Linked DNA regions of Homo sapiens: region 2 is linked to region 1. The links are chromatin loops, found by intact Hi-C in ENCODE. Cell type or tissue: K562. All regions are shown on one strand. Each heading gives the region's core, and the rest is flanking DNA. Links, peaks and the distances in the headings are about the cores only. Region 1 overlaps SGK1 (serum/glucocorticoid regulated kinase 1). Region 2 overlaps SGK1 (serum/glucocorticoid regulated kinase 1).

What was found. Hi-C counts contacts between places; a loop is a spot of excess contacts. Peaks named below come from ENCODE experiments on the same cell type or tissue, not always from the same donor. Only the 100,000 strongest peaks of a DNase experiment are listed, where the experiment ranks them.
Region 2: a loop joins it to region 1, with 2.6 times the contacts of the local background. A loop is called at or near these places in 2 of 110 quality-filtered maps.

Annotation. Positions count from the first base shown.
Region 1 is chr6:134,193,513-134,198,893 of GRCh38, reverse strand. The region is part of intron 3 of SGK1 (serum/glucocorticoid regulated kinase 1); the gene reads left to right. Among named protein-coding and RNA genes, the nearest start is that of SGK1, 120 kb to the left of the region's middle. In K562, for the core only: no CTCF peak of the experiment used is centred there; DNase peaks (open chromatin) are centred at 2,243, 3,123 and 3,413.
Region 2 is chr6:134,291,887-134,297,267 of GRCh38, reverse strand. The region is part of intron 1 of SGK1 (serum/glucocorticoid regulated kinase 1); the gene reads left to right. It also overlaps the pseudogene KRT8P42. Among named protein-coding and RNA genes, the nearest start is that of SGK1, 24 kb to the left of the region's middle. RefSeq lists enhancers at 122-623, 1,101-1,200, 1,261-1,360. In K562, for the core only: no CTCF peak of the experiment used is centred there; DNase peaks (open chromatin) are centred at 1,137 and 3,167.

The DNA.
Region 1 (5,381 bases), core at 175-5,174:
AAATACAAGAATAAATAAATAAATAAAAATTAGCTCAAATTTCTGGGGACTTAGGAATCACTACTGGTAGCTCATGCCTATAATTCCAGCTACTCAGGAGGCTGAGGCAGGAGGATCACTTGAGGCCAGGAGTAAGACCCTGTTTTCAAAAAAAAAAAAAAAAAAAATAGAAAAAGAGAAAAAGAAGAAAAAAAATCACTATAAAGTGGTATATCCATATTTACTCAGGAGCAGTAATAGTTTATGTACCAAATGTAGAAATAAAATGATTCATAATTTGAAAACATATGGACTACAGAAATATTTTAGTATTTCAGAGAATATATAAAATGATATCATTGGATTAATACAAGCAGAGGAAGGACTTCAGTACATGAATTTTTTAAAGTAAAGAAAACAATTTCTAGATTTTTTCTCTTGAAAAGCAAAATACTCATATTTATAGCTAGAAAACAATTGCTTGTCTGCCGAAGTATGGCATTATCTAACAAAAGAGAAAAATGTGATAAAAGTTAAACATCATCTGCTTACACAAGAATTTTCCATCTGATACATGTTGGCCAGTATATTCATGGTAGACTTTGCCTCCTGATATTACAGATAAATTATCTAGTAAAAATCTGTGGACACATGAAAATCCTGTGGGTTGACTAACCTTGTTTACTCAGGTCATAACTACAAAGCGGTAGCTATCTCAGTAATAAAATCGTCTTACACACAGTGAAGAATTCCAAAGTCTCATAGTGTCATCAGTGGGAGCAGAGATGAAGCTAGGATTTGAAAAGAACAAGGACACAGTCATAAGAACCTAAATTATCCTTTGGCCTATATCTTGTATACCCTCCACCTCATTAAACAAAAATTCTGTGCAAAGATTGGCTTCCCTAGAGGCCACTTATGTTTCTTGTGGATGTTCACCCATAAATTTGGTCCCCCTGTTAACTGACATTTGGACTATTTTTGCTATTTTATTTTATTTTATTTTATTTTATATTTTATTTTATTTTATTTTATATTTTATTTTATTTTAATTTAATTTTATTTTATTTTATTTTATTTTATTCTTTGAGATGGAGTCTTGCTTTGTCGCCCAGGCAGTGCTCTCAGTGGCGCGATCTCAGTTCACTGCAACCTCCACCTCCCGGGTTCAAGTGATTCTCCTGCCTCTGCCTCCCAAGTAGCTGATATTACGGGCATCCGCCACCATGCCTGGCTAATTTTTGTATTTTTAGTAGAGATTAAGTTTCACCATGTTGGCCAGGCTGGTCTCAAACTCCTGACCTCAAGTGATCCACTGGCTTCAGCCTCCCAAAGTGCTGGGATTACAGGTGTGAACCACCACGCCCGGCCTACTTTTGCTTTTTATGTGTTGAAGCTTGATAAATAATGACCTCAACATAACAATAGCTGCTGATATTCTTGACCTATTAACTGAACTACAGATGGCTGGTCATAACTTTTTATGCCATCAAATGAAGGGCCCCCTTAAGACAATAAAAACATAACACCTTTGGGTAGACAGAAATGAGAAAAAAAATGTACAGACAAGTAGTACCACATCTCAAGTTAGAGTCTCCAACTTGCCAGCTATCTTCCACTACTCCCCAAAATAATTTCCTGTACATTAGGGTTTTTGTTGCTGTTGCTGTTGTTGGTTGTTTGAGACAGGGTCTTATTTTGTCACCCAGGCTGGAGTGCGGTAGTGCGATCACGGCTTACTGTGGCCTTGACCTCCCAGGTTCAAGCGATCCTCTTATCTCAGCCCCCCAAGTAGCTGGGACTACAGGCATAAGCTACCACGCCCAGCTAATTTTTTTGTTTTTTGTAGAGATGGGGTTTCACCATGTTGTCCAGGCTGGTCCCAAACTCCTAAGCTCAAGTGATCTGTCCGCCTCAGCCTCCTGAAGTGCTGGGATTATAGGCGTGAGTCACTGCACCCAGCCTTATACATTCAGTTTTTAACAAACTTTCTTGTCCATGGTATATGCACAATCAAATGTGTTGAAAAAATGAATACAATTAACACTGCCCAAAATTAAGGTAGATAGAGATTCATTCTGAAAGTCTTTTTGAAGACTTAATCCATCAGAAAGAGACCCACTCACTCTGTCACTCATACGTGGTTTTTGGCATCCCGTACTTCAACTCGAAGTTTTAAAAATCAATTTCTCTATCTTAGAACAGGTAACCACAATCATTCTCAGCTTCCTGAACCACATCTCTTTTAGTCAACTGACCTCACATCAGAGTTGGCCAGCAGGCCATGCACAGAGCAGCAGGAAACTGCCCGGTAGTGTACAATCTGTTGTGGTTGTGTCGTGAATTCTTGAGTCAGGCCTTCTGAGTTTGCCACAGATTTCAATGCTTACTACCTGTGTGACTTTGGGCAAATTATTATTATTTTATTATTATTATTTTAATTTTTTTTAGGGTAAATTATTATTTTTTCTTTGTTTTCTTTGTTTGAGACAGAGTCTCACTCTGTTGCCCAGGCTGGACTTGAACTCCTGGGCTCAAGTGATCCTCTTGGCCAGGCACGGTGGCTCATACCTGTAATCCCAGCACTTTGGGAGGCCAAGGCAGGTAGCTCACTTGAGCTCAGGAGTTCAAGACCAGCCTGGATAACATAGTGAGACCCCATCTCTTTTTAAATTTAAAAAAAATAAGTGATCCTCCCGCCTCACCCTCCAGAGTAGCTGGGATTACAGTCACGTGCCTGGCTGGGCAAATTATTTAACCCTCTGTCCTTTCATTTCTTATACATGCAAAAATGAAATAGTAATAATAGATTATAGAATTTTGTGGGGATTAAAAAAGATAATGCAGTAAAGGTATTTATAACTGTGTTAACATATAATTAGTGGTCAATTTATGTTAGCTCTTTTTACCTGGAGAAAGAATTATGTCATTTACATGGGATTACATTTATCTAGGATTACACTTTCATGGGATTTACTAACTATGGTTTGAAAGAAGAATGCATTTTGTTTTATCATTACTGTTACTATTTTATACATTACTGGACCCCAAACTTGTTTTTTCTGCTGAACCATGAAGCTTATAATTTGCTGTATTCCATTATCTGGAGCCCCAGACACAAAACTGATAAGCTTCCTGGAAATAGACATATGGCTAGACTTAAAATCCTCAAATTGGAGCGAACCTTAGTTGCCTAGTCATTTAGATAAAATATTGCATTCTTAAGCTAAGATCTAGAAAGCAAAAAGCACTTTGTTTTGCATGACTTAAACCATCTACAATGGTTTAGATGGTTCCAAGTTCAAGGATGGGTTATTTATTCCAGTGAGTAGGGAAATGTTATTTCTAAACTCTCTGTGTAAAGATACTTAGAGTCATGCTCATCTAGCATCTGAGTTATGTTTGGCAGTGAAAAGTTTGTCAGATCCTATCCTCACAACTGTCCTAGTGCCAAATGTGTGAATGTGTGACTATAGGCTCAGTTTAGCTCAACACAGAGAGGCCCCTCACTCTGCCTTGGATTGTGTAAATGAAGGGTTTAGCTTTCTGAAGCTTTCCAATTGGAGCAAAATCTGTTTCTGCGTTTGTGGAACTTACAATTTTCTCTTTCTCTTTGTTCTGACCAAAATTGCTTGTTATTTCTGCTGTTTTACTAAAGGCTAAACTAACAGTGTTTCACAATAGCTCGTTTTTCTAATTCCTCAGGATTCTTTTAAAACTATTTTCAGGCAGTATTTTCATGTGCTTATTTTATCCAAATCATTTATGTCCAAGATCTTTCATTTCCATAGTCCTAAAAGGCATTTTATGATAGCTAAAATGATACCAGGAAATTTTCTCACTTAAAAAATACAAGGAAAATATGAAATGCAACTTCATATTTTAATAAATCTGCTCTCATTATTTTGAATCAAACTAATATGGCAGCAGATCAAAAAGTCTAGTGGATTTTAACTGTAGCAAAAGTTAAAATGTCCTAAATTTTATTAAGTTAGGCATGCTGAAATATTCAGCCTTTAATGGCTTGCTTTTTGCCCAAGAAGTTTATCTCATAATACAGGATACATAATACTGTGGAAAGAAAAACTTGTAGGCCGGGTGCAGTGGTTCACGCCTGTAATCCCAGCACTTTGGGAGGCCGAGGCGGGCGCATCACTTGAGGTAAGGACTTCAAGACCAGCCTGGCCGACATGGTGAAACCTCGTCTCTACCAAAAAGTATAAAAATTAGCCAGGTATGGTGGTGTGCGCCTGTAATCCCAGCTACTCAGGAGACTGAGGCAGGAGAATCACTTGAACCCGGGAGGCGGCGGAGGTTGCAGCGAGCCGAGATCGTGCCACTGCACTCCAGCCTGGGTAACGGAGCGAGACTCCGTCTCAAAAAAAAAAAAAAAAGAAAAACTTTTGACAAATTGAATTTAACAGCTTATTTGAGCAAAGAATGATTCTCCAATCAAGCAGCCCTCAGAACCAAAGGAGGCTCAGAGAGTTCCACTGGGCAAATAGGTGGACAGGGAGCATTTATAGACAGAACTGGAAGTGAGGTACACAAACAGCTTGACTGGTTAAAGCTCCAAATTTGCCTTATTTGGGCATCGTCTGATCAGTTGGCATCCTGTGATTGGCTGAAGCTCAGTTGCTGTGATTAGCTGAAGTTTGGTTGCTGTGATTGGCTGAGACTCAGCTAGTTGTAACAAAAATATATATAGCATGTCGTTATAACATTGATGAGAAAAAAAAAAAAAGATTTCCAGCTGGGGCCACAGTCTGTGTAAAGTTCACACTTTCTCTTCATGTCTTTGTAGGTTTTCTCCATGTAACTCCACTTTCCTCCCACATCCCAAAGATATGCATGTTGAGGTTCATTGGCGTGTTCACGTTGTCCCAGTCTGAGTGAGCATGAGTGTGGGTGTGAGTGTGAGTGTGCCTTGAGGATGGGACGGACTCCTGTCCAAGGTTGGTGTCACCTTGTTCCCTGAGCTGCCAGGATAAGCTTGGGTTGTCTACCACCTCAAGTGGAATCATTGGGTAAATAGTTATCTTAGTTTTTATTAATTTTTCCCCTCCCCTCCCCTCCCCTTCCCTCCCCTCTCCTCCCTTCTCCCCTCCCCTCTCCTCCCTTCTCCCCTCCCCTCTCCTCTCCTTTCTTTTCTTTTTTAACTGTTCCTTGCAGAGCAAGGCTAGCTTAGGCACTGTACCCAGAGTCAGCTATTAATCGCTCCAGCCAGGTGACTGAGTGAGAAGATCTCACTCAAAAAAAGAAAATCTAAAACAACAGCAACTTCAGTGTGCAGGAAGGAACATAAGAAAATAAAGAGAGAACAGAACAAAGAAGAAAAACAACAGCAACTCACTCTAAGTACTGTGGAAACAAACTGGAAGTGGGGCTAGAAAAAAAACAAA
Region 2 (5,381 bases), core at 88-5,087, 98 kb before region 1:
TTGAGATCGCAACCTACAGGAAGCTGCTGGAGGGCTAGAAATGCCGGCTGGAGTCTGGGATACAGAATGTGAGTATCCATACGAAGACCACCAGCGGCTATGCAGGTGGTCTGTGCTCAGCCTATGGGGGCCTCACAAGTCCCAGCCTCAGCTACGGCCTGAACTCTAGCTCCTTCAGCCACATCAGCTCCACCAGGGCTGTGGTTGTGAAGAAGATCGAGACCCGCAATGGGAAGCTGGTGTCCAAGTCCTCTGATGTCCTGCCCGAGTGAACAGCCATGGCAGCCCCTCCCAGCCTGCCCCTCTTGCGGCTGCCCCAGAGCCCAGGAGGGAGGCCCCTGTGCAGGGTAGGACAGGGAACAGGAGACCCACCTGAGGCTCAGTCCTAGCCCTCAGCCCACGTGCGGGGAAGTTTACTGCTTGGGGACCCCCCCTTGCCCATGCCTCCAGCTACAAAACAATTCAACTGTTTTTTTTTTTTTTTTTTTTTTGGTCCAAAATAAAACCTCAGCTAGCTCTGCCAAAAAAAAAAGAGCTGAATGCTTTTTCAACTCTTAGTAAATACTAATTTCTACAATAATTATCCTTTACTGATTGATTATAATGAACAAGTAGCATTTCCAAAACACTTAATTGACAAAATGGGCCAGGCATGGTGTGGTTCACGCCTGTAATCTCAGCACTTTAGGAGGCTGAGGCAAGAGGGTTGCTTGAGTCCGGGAGTTCAAGACCAGCTTGGGCAACAAAGTGAGATCCTGGTGTTGGCAGTGTAGTGGTGAGCATAGCTGCCTTCCAAAGTGAGATCCTGTCTCTACAAAAAATGAAAAAGTTAGCTGAGCACAGCAGCATATGCCTGTAGTCCTAACTACTTGGAAGGCTGAAGTGAGAGGATTGCTTGAACCAGAAGTTGGATGCTGCAGTGAGCTAAAATTGCCCCACTGCACTCCAGCCCGGCCAACACAGCAATATCTCGCCTATAAAAACAATAATATGATAAACAAAATGAAAAATTTACAAAATGTCCAATGATCATCTCTCCCTTGTGACTCACAACTCAGGAATGCTGGTGTCCTTAGCCTTGCTTTGCCAGTGAGGATACTGGTCATGAGGAAGCATAAGTAACTTCCCCATGGTCACACAGATAAGAAGACTCACGTCGACTGATGACATTTGAGATTCTCTTCCCATTACATCACATGACTTCTCTGGCAACTACTGTGGTTTTTCGCTGAGCATTCTATGCTGACCATCTGTTACAGCAGGAACTTGAGAAAATTGAAGTGAACTTCTTTGTTCTCATGCTTACATTCAGATTCTTCATCCTAGGAGTAAAAGAGAATCCACTTTTAATTCTACCTTCTAAATTGCCATGGGTTCCCACTCCCATGTCCTTACTGACTGTCTGCATTGCCATTTCCCAAGCTCAGGCCACCTTGAACCTTACCTGGAGAACTGCTACCATCTTTTTAATGGCCTCTTGCTACTGTCCTGCTCCTGGCCTCCTGCAACTATTCCCCATAGAATCCTCCAGGTTGCCATCTATAGGGCTTTTTTTTTTTTTTTCTGAGATGGAGTCTCACTCTGTTGTCTAGGCTAGAGTGCAGTGGCACGATCTCAGCTCACTGCAACCTCCGGGTCCCAGGTTCAAGCGATCCTCCTGCCTCAGTCCCCCAGTAGCTGGGATTACAGGCACGCACCACCATGCCCAGCTAATTTTTGTATTTTTAGTAGAGACAAGGTTTCGCCATGATGGCCAGGCTTGTCTCGAACTCCTGACCTCAGGTTATCCACCTGCCTTGGCGTCCCAAAGTGCTGGGATTACAGGTTTGAGCCACCACACCTGGTCCTAGAAGGGCTTTCTAAAATACAAGTGGGACCTTGATATCCCTGTGCTTAAAATATGTCAGTGGTTTATTGTGACTCTCAAAACAGAGCCCTAATTCCTTACCCTTATATTTATATAGCTGAGATGGGGCCCTGGCTCAGCTCTCTGCCCCCTCGTCTCTTCTTCTTTCTCCTGCTTCTCCTTCCTCATCCATTGGACTCCATTCTCCAACCATGCAGAATAGCTTACTCTTCCCCAACTGCACTATCCAGCTACCCAGCCAAGGGCTCTTAACCCAGCATCCAGACATCCCTTGGGGGGCAGGAGAATGTCAATGGAGGAAATTCAGAACTTGGATGAAAAAAAAAATTACATATTCATTTTCACTCATCTCTAGCTGAAATCTAGTCTCTCCAATTATAAATGTAGCCAAAAACCACAATCGTTTTACCAGGACCTGCAATTTTGTCACTAATAAAAATCATAGATATTTTCATGTCATATGACAGTTGTTCAAGGCACCATATCGTTTATGCTCATCATTACTGAGAAATTTACAGTAATTATTAGCTTTCCTCTAGACTTTGTTATCTAACACATTAATAAAGATTCACTGGCTGGGCGTGGTAGCTCACGCCTGTATTCCCAGCACTTTGGGAGGCCAAGGGGGGAGGATCAGGAGTTCGAGACCAGCCTGGTCAACATGGTGAAACCCCGTCTCTACTAAAAATACAAAAATTAGCTGGTTGGGGGGGTGGTGCACATCTGTAATCCCAGCTACTCAGGAGGCTGAGCCAGGAGAATCACTTGAACCCTGGAGGCGAGGGTTGCAGTGAGCCGAGATAATGCCATTGCACTCCAGCCTGGGTAACAAAGTGAGCCTCCATTTCAAAAATGAAATAAAATAAACACAAATTTATAAGTAAAATACTTGGTCACAAAAGGACAAATGCTGTATAATTCAATTTACATGAGGTACTTAGAGTAGTCCCATTTATAGACAGAAAGTAGAATGGTCCTTGCCAGGGACTAGGGAAGAAGGGGGATGAGGAATTACTATTTCATGGGTATGGAGCTTCAGTTTGGGAAGATGAAAACAGTTTTGGAGACTGGATAGCGGTGATGGTTGCTCAACAACGTCATTGTACTAATGTGACCAAACTGCACACTTAAAAATGGCTAAAGTGGTAAATTTTATGTGATGTATATTTCATCACAATGAAAAAAAATACAGCACAGTATATTAGATGGGAAACGTGCTGAAGAAAAATAAAGACAGGAAGGTGAGTAGGAAGGACCAAGGGATCAGAGGCCAAGATAGGCTTCACTGCCAAAGGGTTCTTTGCTGTTGTTTTTGCTCAGGACCTGAGCTATCTGCACAGCCACATGTTCAGAAAAACTTGCAACATGACCTGAATCTTCATCTGATTGTCAGTGGGCGCAAAAGTGAACCTTTTCTCATGTGTGTTGCTAAAATCCTAAAAACCGAATGCCTTTCATTCACCTAGCACCTTCTGGATGTACACAGGTGAAATCCTCAAGAGGAATAATGGGATGTCAAATTGTTACTGGGATGTGGCCATTTATCTTTCCATTTGTCTGCATTTTAGTTTGACATGAGCACTTTTCTGCCATGCGTCATCAAGGAATTATGAGGCCATTTGAGGAGGTGAAATGACTAGTTTTTGTAAATCAGATAATTATATCTGATTTATGTCTTCAGTGTCTCCATAAATCATCTTAATATTCAGGCTTCCTTGAGTTTGGCCTTATACTATTAACTTTTTCCTAACTCACGAAAGATAACCAATGTGGATTCCAAGTCTGCTTCCTTTTAGTAAGTGGTCTGATTTCTGTTCTTTTTGACATTTAAGTAGAAGATAGAAGTTCTTATTAAAGTAAATATTATCAAATCTTGAGGTTTAAAGGTTTGATATCAAAGTTTTATCTACACAATGTCAAAACCTGTTTGTAAAGTGAAACTTCTATCTAATCAAGGCTGTATGAATGTCAATCATACAGCCTAGGTGTTTTTGCTTGTTTTTCTTTTTAATAGTAGTTTGGCAAATAAATAAACACTGATCTAACTCTCTCATTTGCCTCTAACCTTAAGTTTTTACCATTTGGGGACATTGACCAGCAAAGCCTCTTGAAATATTAAGGCTAATACTCCTTTGCAATGTTATCTTGGTAAGTTGTAACTATTTAAGACATTTTTTGAAATATACAAATTGTTTTCAATGTAATAGTGAGATTTGTACAGCTTATTAGAAACTGGCAAATTATGAGCCATTTTACATTATCTAGATCCTAAAGTACAGATTGCAGGAGCTTAATTCTTCAGAACTTAAAAATATTCTCTCCCTCTTCGTGTCTTTTATGGCACACAGATGAAAACAGGGAGTTTATCTGAAAGCACAGTCTGGAAACAAGAGAGTTATCCAATTATGAAGATGATATACGATTTAGGGAATCACCTTCCGTGCCCATGGTGCTGTCATTTAATTTCCCTCTTTTGTCTTTTTTTATTCTGTCAAGTGAGAACTCTGACATTTTGATCATTGGGAAGATGTATCAGTAGTACTTCCAACCTTCTTTAAAAGACGGAAATATTTAAGTGACTGTTCAAGTCAGAATTCTTGATAGAGTAAGTGACTAGCTTAAGTGTTTTAAGGTCAGTCATGTCTACTGCCAAAAGCTTTTTACAGCCATTTCTTTCCTATTCAAATGCATTTTGGATCCTTTTCATCTTTTTCTCTCACTTTTCTGTATCTACTTAATCTAATGTTTGTAAAATAATTCCTTCTCCTAGAACATATAACCTATTCCTGGGCTTCATTTTCTTTTTTTTTGAGACAGTCTCACTTTGTCACCCAGGCTGGAGTGCAGTGGCGCAATCTCGGCTCACTGCAGCCTCTGCCTCCTGGGTTCAAGCTATTCTCCTGCGTCAGCCTCCCGAGTAGCTGGGATTACAGGCGCCAGCCACCACCCCCAGCTAGTTTTTGTATTTTTAGCAGAGACGGGGTTTCACCATGTTGGCCAGGCTGGTCTTGAACTCCTGACTTCAGGTGATCCACCCGCCTCGGCCTCCCAGAGTTTTGGGATTACAGGCATGAGCCACCGCGCCCGGCCCCCTGGGCTTCATTTCAAAACAAATTCCATTTGTGCAGAGTAATGAAGTCTTTGAGGTTTCACTAAAGGAACTTCTCTGGGTGTCACTTTCCTCATCTGTAAAACGAGTCTCACTTTCTTTGTCTATAAAATGGCAAAAGTTTGCTTCACCTCTAAGAGTGTACAATTTCTACAAAATGATTTGTTGTCTTGCCATAATATGTGTCAAAAAACAAAATTTCAAAAAATCTAGTGTTTTTTTTTTTTTTGAGAGAGAGTCTTGCTCTGTCACCCAGGTTGGAGTGCAACGGTGTGATCTCAGTTCACTGTAACCTCCGCCTCCTGGGTTCAAGGCTTGTCCCTCAGCCTCCTGAATAGCTGGGATTAAAAGCACGTGCCACCATGCCTGGCTATTTTTTGTATGTGTATTTTTAGTAGAGACGGA